Regions from separate parts of the Homo sapiens genome. Here region 1 is linked to region 2. The links are chromatin loops, found by intact Hi-C in ENCODE. Cell type or tissue: heart right ventricle. All regions are shown on one strand. Each heading gives the region's core, and the rest is flanking DNA. Links, peaks and the distances in the headings are about the cores only. Region 1 has its middle 32 kb from the start of CHST2. Region 2 overlaps LOC105374138 (a long non-coding RNA gene).

Region 1 (5,379 bases), core at 317-5,316, 57 kb before region 2:
GCAGAGGCAAGAGCAGCTGTGGTGGATCCTTAAGTAAAGATGGAGCTCAAGGTAAGCATATAATGCTTTAGTTTGATCTGTGTTTGGTAGTCACAGAAGTGTTTTAAGCAAAGGAATCATAAGATCATAGCACGGTATCTTGAGCAGAGTTCTGTTGCAGGAAATCAAAACCACTTTGCCAATTTTAAGCAGAAATGTTAAATGCCTATAAAGTCATTGAAAGGGCTGCAGGACTGAACTCTAGGCCATTCTGTTAGAGGGATTGTAAATTGGTGAAGACTTTTTGGAAAGCTGTTGGATGACATCTATCAAAACTATAAACATGTATTATATTTGATTCAGTAATCGCATTCTAGAAAAAACTCAATTTTTAGAAAAATGTATTCTAGAAAAAAATTGACATATGAACATAAATATACAAGGTGTTCATGGGAATATTTTTTCTACTAATGAAAAATTAGGAACTCTCAAATGGAAGAGATTAAATAAAATATAGTATAAAAATATTATGCAGTCATTAGAAGAATATATTGAACCTTTATGGAAAGTTATCCCAAATTGTTCATTGAAAAAACAAGTCACAAAGCAAAATTCATAGTATTCCCATTTATGTGTTTTAAATGTGTACAGACTATACAAATGCAAAGCAGTGTTCATAGTGCTTGCCCCTTGGAGTAAAGCAAGAGTGATGGGGGCCTGCAGTGGACGAGTCTATCATGTTTTCCCCTGAATATTCCTGCCTTGTTGGAGTCTTTCATGAGAAGCATGCATTCATGTATTACTTGTGTGGTAAAAACATCAGTAACTGGTCACCTCCTTCAAACTCCTCCCTCAAACGCATTAAAGAAAACAAACCTGCACTTAATTCAGATCATGATGGGGCTGAAGGAGTACTGACATTCCTATCACATGAGAAATGAACCAGTGTCCATCTCAGGTAAGATGATGGCTGAAATGGAACAGCAGGCCAGTTTCTCATGATTTTGCTCTAGAGGACTGGGGCAGGAGGGAGGAGGGAATTTAATTTTTCTTTGGTGTGCCAGAAAAGGTAGTAGTCTGTACCAAAGGGGGTATATTGAAAGGATATGCACACTTTTGGAATTGTTTGCAAGACTAAAGATCTAGGCTTTGAAAACAGGCAGAGAATGGGAAGCTGGGCTGCCATGAGCACAGCCAAGTTCCCACGCAGGGTGTTATGAGGTCATCACCAGCAGAGCCAATGCCACACGGCTCTGCCTTCTGCAACTAACCTCCAGCAGACCCTGCATCCTTGCATGACTCCCTGAAAATGCCAAATCTTAATGCAAGCATCTTATTTTCCAAGCAAATAAAGAGTAAAGAATAAGATGTATCTGCCCCTCTCTTTGGTTTTATCAAGGGTCTCTGGGACCTACCTCTCTCTAAAACTCTCCCAACAATGTAACATTTCCATTAAATAAGAAGAGTGCTCAGTGACAAACGGCAACCACACTTGGATAGTTCAACTCCATATTTTGCCTGATTCGTAAACAAGAGCCCCAACCTGCCTTTCCATTTGCTTGGGTTTAGCAAATGGATTTGCTTCTGATTTTTGAGTGCTTCGAGTTAGCTTAGCACTTTGCAAAGTGTGTAAGGGAGGGATGCTCCCCAGAGAAGAGGCCGCCTGACTTCTGAAGAGGGAGTGAGCAGCAGCATTCACGAGCTGAGAAGCAGAGGAGACAACAAATGCCCTCTTCTACTCGCCTCAGCTGAAGCAGGGTGCCCAATTTCAGGTGCCCCCTCGTGTCAGGAAATGAAGTAAATCAATGACTGAGAGGGCTCTAGGCTGGCTGGCTGGAGGACTGGAGTTTCATATGCACTGCCTTCAGCTGGCTGATGGGTTCTATTCCAGAAAGGAGTTATTCAGCCTAGACTGGGGAGACAAAAAAGCAAATTCAATGGAGGTTCATAAAACTTATGAAGCATATGCAGAAAAGTACCTCAGCAACTCACTCCTGGGCCTTGTCCCATAAATAACACAAGGACAAAGCGGTGAGGAAAATGAAACTGGAGACTGGGGGGGAAAGATCTCTTTTTCACAAAAAGGAGTTTAGGTGATGATCTCTCCTGCAGCAGGCAGTGGTTGCCAGAGCACATGGGACGGTGGCAGGGCTTCAGAGAGGTCCATTTCATTTTAACATTTTTACCACTTTTGGTATTTGTAGGTATGCAGTACTGGCACTTCTTGATTTAGGATGTAGTTGTATGTTTATTAGAAGAGGAAGAACTCAGAGGGAGATTATTTCCCAGGTGCAGGAGCAGTTCATGACTACCATATTCACTTCTCCATTTCACCCATGCTCTCTCCATAAGACCATCACCACTTTGGGTGAAGAAATATCCAAATTTCTTTTCTCTGGGAAATCTCTAGCAGATGTGGACACAGCAAAGAGGAGCCTGAATGCTCCGTCACATCTTGGCAGACATAGAGTTCTTGTTTGCTGATGGCTAAAGGATGTGCGTGTGCTGTTTCCATTGCTCTTGCCAAGCTACACCGAGGGATGCGCAGGGGAGCGTCAAACTCCAGGCTGCAACTGCCTAAAACCCTGCCCCTTTTCTTCCTCCCGTAAACTGAGGACTGAAGCCAGAAGGGTTCGGGTGAGAAACAACAATTACCTTGGGATGCATTGATCAAGAACTTTTTTCTGAAGGGCCAGGAACAAGCAAATAGTACTGCAGATGGTCTCTCTCTGGTCATTTTCACAGCTTTAGATCAAATCACTTTTGGCCAAAATGATGGAGCAAGAACTGCTCTGAAATCACAGTTACAGAGAGAGTAGTATTTGATTTGTATGACAAATAGAGCCAGGAAGAAACTGGAGGGTGTGACCAAGAAAAAAAAAAAAGCCAGGACAAGAAATCAGGCCAAGTAAGAGCAGAACTAAGCCCAGCCAGATCTAGAGACACAAGTGGCCCATCTGCTTCCTCACAATAGATTGCTTCAGTTTAAATTTTTTAAGAAACAAAAGATATAGGAGACTAGATGCCATAATTTAAGACAAAGCTGTAGCTAGAAAGGCCAATTCTACAGAGAACTAGACTGTATATTGTTTTCATTATCTGCTCATACATCCTCTGTTTTCACATAAAATCTAGTGCCCATTTCAAAAAGGAGAAATGTATATGCATTCACTAGCCCATTGTTACGGAAGCTATTTGTATCAGTTAGAAATGTATTCTGCTACAAATAACAGAAAACCTGACTTCTAGGGCCTTAAATAGACAAGAATGTATACGTATTGGTCTTATGCAAGCAGCAGTCTGGGGTTCAGCAGTCTTAGCAACAGCTCAGAGACTTAACTGACAGCAGGGCTCCAGCTCTGCTCTTCTTTCTGCACCACAAGCCTTGTATTTTAGGCCTCCATCCTCGTGCTTACTGCTTCATGTTTCCAAAATAGCTGCTGCACCTTCAGTCATCACATGTACATCCAGGCAAGAAGAAAAGAAAGAAATTGAAAGGCGTAACATTTGTATTCAGAATGCAAATAATTTTCCAAAAATCCCTTAGAAGCATTCTACTTACAACTCAGTGATCAGAATGTTGTCGCATGGCTACTCTTAGCTATGAAAGAGTCTGAGAGGTGTACCCTTTTAGCTGGACATACTGCCAACCCTTAACAAAATCACCATTCTATTACTAAAGTGAAAATATATATTGGAGAGACAACTGGCAAGTCCACCACAACAGCTGAGCTGACCATACCACACACAACTACAAGCAGCAGCCAAAACAACGAGCCTGCCATTCAGTGCAAGTGTTGTCATCTACAGGACAGCTGTGTGAAGAACACGGGCACTTTATGTTAATGTATTATACAAATGTATAATGCTCATATGTTTGTATGTGGGTTAGATTTGTCAGTAGTTCAGTTTTTCAAACCTATAAAATGGATCTAAGCAGAGTTGGAATTATTTGGTGCAGAGAACAGGCAAATAACGCTCCTTAAAATGTGGGATGTGCAGCTAATTTAAGTTTTCTCCTCAGCTGCCCATAGCCTACCACTTGTGATTATTTGATCCCATAATTACCCAATTTCCAGTTCCATTCAAAGGAATGGTTATGGAACAACATAATAGCTCTTGGAGTTCCTGGCCACAGGACTGTATCACAGGTCTGAAATGCTATCAAAGTTAGTCTTTCTCTACCTCCAACTGTTGATACAGGCTCTAAGATCACCCAGCATTTATCATACATCAAGTTAAATGTCACTTTCTCAGAAGGCCATCCCTGGCCACCTTCCCTAACACATTCGATGCTTCCTTGTCCTCATTTATTTTCCTTCATGGTGCTTCTATACATGTATTTCTTACGTGTCTAAAAGCTCGATGACAGCAGGTGCTCTGCCAGTACTCTCCTGTGCCCAGAGCAGTGCCTGGCATACAGAAGATGCTAAATGTATGTCAGTTCAATGATTTTTTAAGCAAACATTTGTTGAGTTATTATTAGGCATGATTCAAAATGCTTTGACCATTTTAATTCATTTAAACCTTACAGCAATCATATAAGTCAAATGCTGTCATCCTGTTTTTCAGATGAAAACATTGAGGCTTAAAGAGGTTAAGATTGTACAGTAAATCACAGAGCTGGGGTTCAAATTCAGACAGTGGCTCCAGCGCTGTGATGTTAGCCACTGTGTTATTCTGCATCCATATTGTGGAAGTTTCCACAACACAATGGGTTGGATTGCAGCCGTCTACTCTTCCTGACACATTAACATAGGAACTTATTATAGTTCTCCAGTTCTGCAGTTATGTTTACCTATTAATCTTTTTCTCCTTTCTCTGACCTCACTCTCCTACCACTTGTCCTGACCTCAGATCTCCTTCAAAGCTTCATTAATTGGGCACAAAACAGGCACTGATAAAGATTTTTAAATGCATTAAAGTCCTTAATTTCTTGCAAAAGTTATAGTTTGTTGGAAATAACATACATTTTAAAGCCAACTATGAAAAATGGTTACCTTTTTTGCTCAAGGAATTTCAATAACAACAGATGTAATTTTGCCAGTCCCATTAGTTACCGTTTATTGGGTACCTACTTCATGCCAGCAGTGTGCTGAATGCTTTCCATGCATTATTTTTAATCCTTTACCCTGTAAGGAAGGTAACATTTTTCCCATTTTTGAAAGAGAAAAAAGCATCAAGAATTTCAGTGAACTGTCTAAGGTTGTACCACAAGGAGTAAGTGGGAGTCAGTGTTCCCATTCACCAAGTTTCACCATATCGTAGATAGATTAAGTACCTATCCAGTACTCAGGTCCTCATAAAGAAAAGAAAACTTAAGAGGCAATAAACATTCAACCATGGACTTAAAGAAAATAAAGATCCTCAGCCTCCTGAGTAGCTGGGATTACAGGCGCC
Region 2 (5,379 bases), core at 56-5,055:
ACTAGAGGCATGAAATAGATATTTTTCCCCAAATTAAATCACAAAACACACATATAGTCTGATATAGTCATTTTCCATTTCAAATATTATTACAATCTCCTTATGGAGTACACATTGGTATCACCTATGCCAGAGGGCCATTTGTTATGACAATCAAAATCTTTAAAAGTTTTTTACTACGAATGTTCTGCTTCCACTAATGAAAAACTTGCCTATTTAGATCAACATACCATTGACTATGAAAGTTAACGGATATATAACATGAAGGGCCAAGAAAAGCCAAGAGAACCTCAAAAGAAAAAAAGTAGGAGAACTTAATTTTTAGATATCAAGACTTGGTATAAAGCTCTCATAATTAAGAAAATATGACATTAGTGCAGAAACAAAAAAATTGACCATGGACTAGAATAGACCAGGCAGCTCTATCACAGTCTCATGTATATGTCTCAGGATCCTTGGGGTGTCACTTTGCCAGCAGGAAACCTCTGTGGCCAGTGGCGCCTTTATCTGAGTTTTCCTTGGGCCTACTGGGCTCATTCTACCCACTTGGCCTGGTGGGCTGTGCTCAGCTTGCACTACCAGCCCAGAGCCCACACCTGTCAAGGGCAAGCCAGGCACAGAGCAGCAATGGGTGTGTGAGTGAGCAAGTATGCAGTCTGGCTACTGCACACAGCCTAGCATGCCAGCTGTGGTGGGGTGGGCAGCTCCAGGAACTGGCATGGGTACCGGCTCCCTGCAGGGCTACAGCTGGACCAGGTATACTGCAAGCAGCTTCCACTGTGGGCACCGGGTAACGTGGTGGTGCCCAGAAGCTTGGAGACACCAGGAACCACAGAGCCCCAAAGAGGGTGTCACACCCCTAGCTTGGGGAGCTCCTAGGTCTGGGTTCCCCAAAGGGCTGCAGCACTTCTCTCCTATTTTCTCTTTTTCTCGTTGCCCGCAATATGGCAAGTAGGGGGGTGTGTTTCATCCCTGTTTGTGTTATAGCTCTTTCAGGCCCGCCATTTGGTGGGTCCCAAGCTCTTGTCCCTTGTCCATGAAGAATGAGATACACAGAAAACTGGAGGGTGAGCAAGGCGAAGAGGTGCTTTATTGAGCAACAGTACAGCTCTCAAGAGAATCAAAGTGGGTAGCTCCTATCTGCAGGCAGGACATCCCAATAGCTCTGCAGCCCTCAGAAGAGGGGAGACCCAGAATAGGTAGCTCCTATGCACAGACAGGTAATCCTGTTGTCTGTGCAGCCCTCAGTGGAAAGGAGACCCACAGTGGGTAGCTCTTCTCTACAGGCAGGTTGTCCTGTTATCTGCTGTAGCCTGGCTGAGTCCAGGGTTGTTACAGGCTTCAGAGGTGAGGAAGTATGTGCTGATTGGTCCATGGGTGGCCATGGGCAGGCCCAGAAAAAACACCGTTAAGTTCTCATTCCAGTCCACGGAACTGGCAGCCTGGCCCCCAGACTTCAGGTCATCCCTGGCTTGAAGGTGGGGTTTCACTGGGGACCTGCCCCTTTCCACCCAGGAGCCTTTCTGCTTCTGGCCACCATTCAGAGCACCCAGGCCGTTCATGCTGAGGGGCACCTGCAGGCTCATGCCAGGCTGCCCTTAGCCCCACTTCAGCCTCCCTTCCATGATCGTCAACACCCAAAGTCCAGAAGGGGCCGAGGTAGCAGGAGGCTGGCATGTCAGTGCCACCCCAAGCACCTGAACACCCAGCCAGGTCATGACCGCACCCAGGCTTGGCCACAACTTTGCTCCGAAACTGGAGCAGGTGCCAGGAGCGGGGAGAGGCCAGGCAGTGGGAACAGGTACTTCCAAGCCTGCAGAAGCACCAGGGGTCTTCCCAGGCCCCTGAGAGCACAGGGATGCCTGAGTCTGCAGCCACAGCTGGGTGGCTACAGTTGCACCCAGGAATGCAGAGCTCCTGCCCCACCAACTTGAAAGGGGGCAGGGCTCCCGTTGGCTCTGCTAAGCGTGCAGCCCTGGCTGTGCCTCCACTGCTGCAGCCAGCATCTTTGCAGCAACTGCTCCAAATGGGCTGCTGCTGCCATCATATATGTGGACCCTAAGTTGTGGCAAAGTGGGCACTGCCAAAGGGTAGGACAGAGACAGCCTAAGTAGGACAGAGTTCAAGACCAGCCTGGCCAATATAGTGAGACTCCATCTCTAAAAAAAAAAAAAAACTAGTGGAAAGATAAACCATGAAATGAGAGAAGATGCTGCAATACATGTAAGTAACAATGGACTTCTATCCACATTACACAAAGAATTCCATAGATCAATAAGAAAAAGGCAGGTAACCTAATAGGAAAATATGTAAAAGGTTTGAATAAGCTCTTCACAAAGGAAGAAGATGAAATTGCCAATAGACATGAAGTTTCTCCATCATATTAGTAATCAGGGAGGTACAATTAAAAACAACAAAAAAGAGGACCAGATGCAGTGGCTCACGTCTGTAATCCCAGCACTTTGGGAGGCCAAGGTGAGTGGATCACCTGAGTTCAGGAGTTGAGACCAGCCTGGCCAACATGGTGAAACCCCATCTCTACTAAAACTACAAAAATTAGCTGGGTGTGGTGGCAGATACCTATAATCCCAGCTACTCAGGAGGCTGAGGCAGGAGAATTGCTTGAACCCAGGAGGCAGAGCTTGCAGTGAGCCGAGATCACACCATTGTACTCCAGCCTGAGCAATAAGAGCGAAACTTCATCCCCCAAAAAGTAAAAATAAAAACAAAAACCACAAAGAGCTACTACACACCACCGCCAAAAATGTAAAAAATCTGGCAGTGCCAACTGTTAGTGAGAATAAGAATTCTTATACACTGCTGGTGAAAATCATAAATTGTTGCTACTTTGGAAAAAATGGTTTTGGCATTTCCTAGCAAACGTGAGCATTTTGATACCCTAAAACCCAGCAATTCTGGGTCATTCACTATTCCTTATTTACTGGGCATATTCATTAGAGAATCTGTGGACATGCACACCAGAATGCTTAGGCCAGAACCTTCAAAACTACACTGTTTATAAAACCCAAAGAGCAAAAACAAATACAAATGATTTATAATTATATAGTCAAATGATGGAATATAAAATGGAAAAGAATGAACTAGAGCAGCAATCTCCAACCTTTTTGGCACCAGGGACTGGTTTCATGGAAGACAATTTTTCCACAGATGAGGACAAGGTTGGTTTCAAGATGAAACTGTCCCATCTCAGATCCCTCGAATGCACAGCTCACAATAGGGTTGGCGCTCCTATGAGAATCTAATGCTGCCGCTGACCTGACAGGAGGCAGAGCTCAGGCAGTGCTGCTTGCTCGCCCACTGCTCACCTCCTGCTGTCCAGCCCAGTTCCTAACAGGCCTCAGACCAGTACCAGTTTGCAGCCCAGAGGCTGGGAACCCCTGAACTAGAGTATAAACAAATACATGAATAAATTTTGCTATTACAGTGTTGACTAAAAGGAGCAAAACATAGAGTATTATCTCCCTCTGCCCAGAGAAACCAGCCTCCTCCTCTCCGCTCAGGGAAAAGTACCCTGTAAAGCTTCCCAGTGCCCAGTGACTCTGTCATTCTCTACCCTGCCAAAACACAAATTAATTGCCTGTGCTTCTCAAAGGGTCATAGAATTTCAGAACAAGAAGGAACCATAAGGAAAAGAGACTGAAAGATGTAAAGAGGGTATTTGAAATGACAAAACTACAAAACTAAAAAAAAAAAAAAAAAAAAAAGGTCAATTTCTGCAGGGGAAATACCCAAACACCCCACACCTTGCCCTTTTCATTCCATCTCATTAATTAACTTCTCCTGACTGGAGTTTCGCAAACTCTATTATAAAAGAAAATGTTAATGACCACCCACAGTAAGAAGTTGATTTTATGTCACAACACTGTACATACACACACAAAATTTCACAAAATAATATTTACATATTACGTAAGATGCACTCTGATATTTTCCATTCTACTCTATTTTTAATGCTATTCTTAAGCCCAGAATTATTTTCATGGAGTATTAATGGATTATAACCTATATTTTGAAAAACAGTCTGCTCCACAATGCCTCTTTGGCCAGATGGCAAGGAGCTCTGCCTTCAATCCTGGCTCAGCCACTTAGGAGTTCTGAGGCCTTGGGAAAATTACTTAGCCTGTCGGAGTCTGTGTTCTCATCTATAATATGGGATCATTATGTTTACTAGGTTATCATAAGGGTTTAAGAAATGTATATGTAAGGAATTAGCACAGTGCCTGACACACAACGAGTGGTCAATAACCAGTGGCTTTGCTATCAGTTTATCTATTTTTGAATTATATTCTTCAACTGCATGACTTCTCTAGAATGCTATGGCTCACAGAAAGCTGCTGTGAGGGACAGTGTCCTGTCACCTCCCAGATTCCTGCCTTGGGGACACAAACTCAGAATTCAGCTGATAGATTCCAGTGGAGATTAGGGGATGAGGAAGCGTGGGGAGAAGGGAGGAAGAGAGGCAGTTTTCTATCTTCCAAAGCCTGTGAGCACAGACCATTTCATCCTCCTAAGCACAGATTGAGAGGCTGCCAGAGCTACAAAGAGTCTTTAAGGTAATCAAAACAAAATTCCTAATGTGAGATCTGAAGGGAACATTTACTAGCTTGCATCAGGAAGAATGGCTTAGAACAGTGGCACCCAGTTTGAGAAGGGGCAATTTTGTTTGGAGGTAAGCTTTTAAAAACCACAAACATACACACACTCACACAGGCATGACCATGCATGCACACACACACACACACACACACACTCCTCTGAGTTGGCTGATAAGAGTAATCATATAGTGCAACAGGCCCATTTTACAGATAAGGAACCTAAAGTCCATAGAATGACTAGCTGAAGGTCATAAGATCTGGGCCAGGAACACAGTTCTCTTCTTAGCCAATGCCTTTCTCCCTCTGCAGCTGCCAGCTGCATACTTCCAAAGCATGCCCTAGACACCCACTGTGCCTCATGCCCCTGCATACAGTGGGGTTACATACTCGTTTTGGAAAACTATGGACACTTAACCTTCTCTTCCTATTTTTTTTTACAAGAACCAAAATTGTTCTGTTCATTTGTTTGTTTTTTGTTTTTTATTATTTTTGGTGGGGGTAGGGTCTCACTCTGTCACCCAGGCTGGGGTGTGGTGGTGCAATCATGCTTCACTGTAGCCTCAAACTCCTGGGCTCAAGCGATCCTCCCACCTTAGCCTCCTGAATAGCTGGGACCACAGGTGTGCACCACCAAACCTGAGTAATTTTTTAAATTTTTTGTAGAAATGAGGTCTCACTCTGTTGCCCACACTGGTCTTGAACTCCTGGCCTCAAGCGATCCTCCTGCCTCAATCTCCCAAAGTGCTGGGACTACAGGTGTGAA

What was found. A loop is a pair of places that touch in the nucleus more often than their neighbours do. Peaks named below come from ENCODE experiments on the same cell type or tissue, not always from the same donor. Only the 100,000 strongest peaks of a DNase experiment are listed, where the experiment ranks them.
Region 1: it touches region 2 in a loop (4-fold over the local background); 3 of 110 quality-filtered maps call a loop at or near these places.

The regions. Positions count from the first base shown.
Region 1 is chr3:143,148,636-143,154,014 of GRCh38, reverse strand. No RefSeq gene overlaps it. Among named protein-coding and RNA genes, the nearest start is that of CHST2, 32 kb to the right of the region's middle. In heart right ventricle, for the core only: no CTCF peak of the experiment used is centred there; a DNase peak (open chromatin) is centred at 2,490; H3K27ac peaks cover 1,853 bases.
Region 2 is chr3:143,091,828-143,097,206 of GRCh38, reverse strand. The region is part of intron 2 of LOC105374138 (a long non-coding RNA gene); the gene reads right to left. Among named protein-coding and RNA genes, the nearest start is that of CHST2, 25 kb to the left of the region's middle. In heart right ventricle, for the core only: no CTCF peak of the experiment used is centred there; no DNase peak of the experiment used is centred there.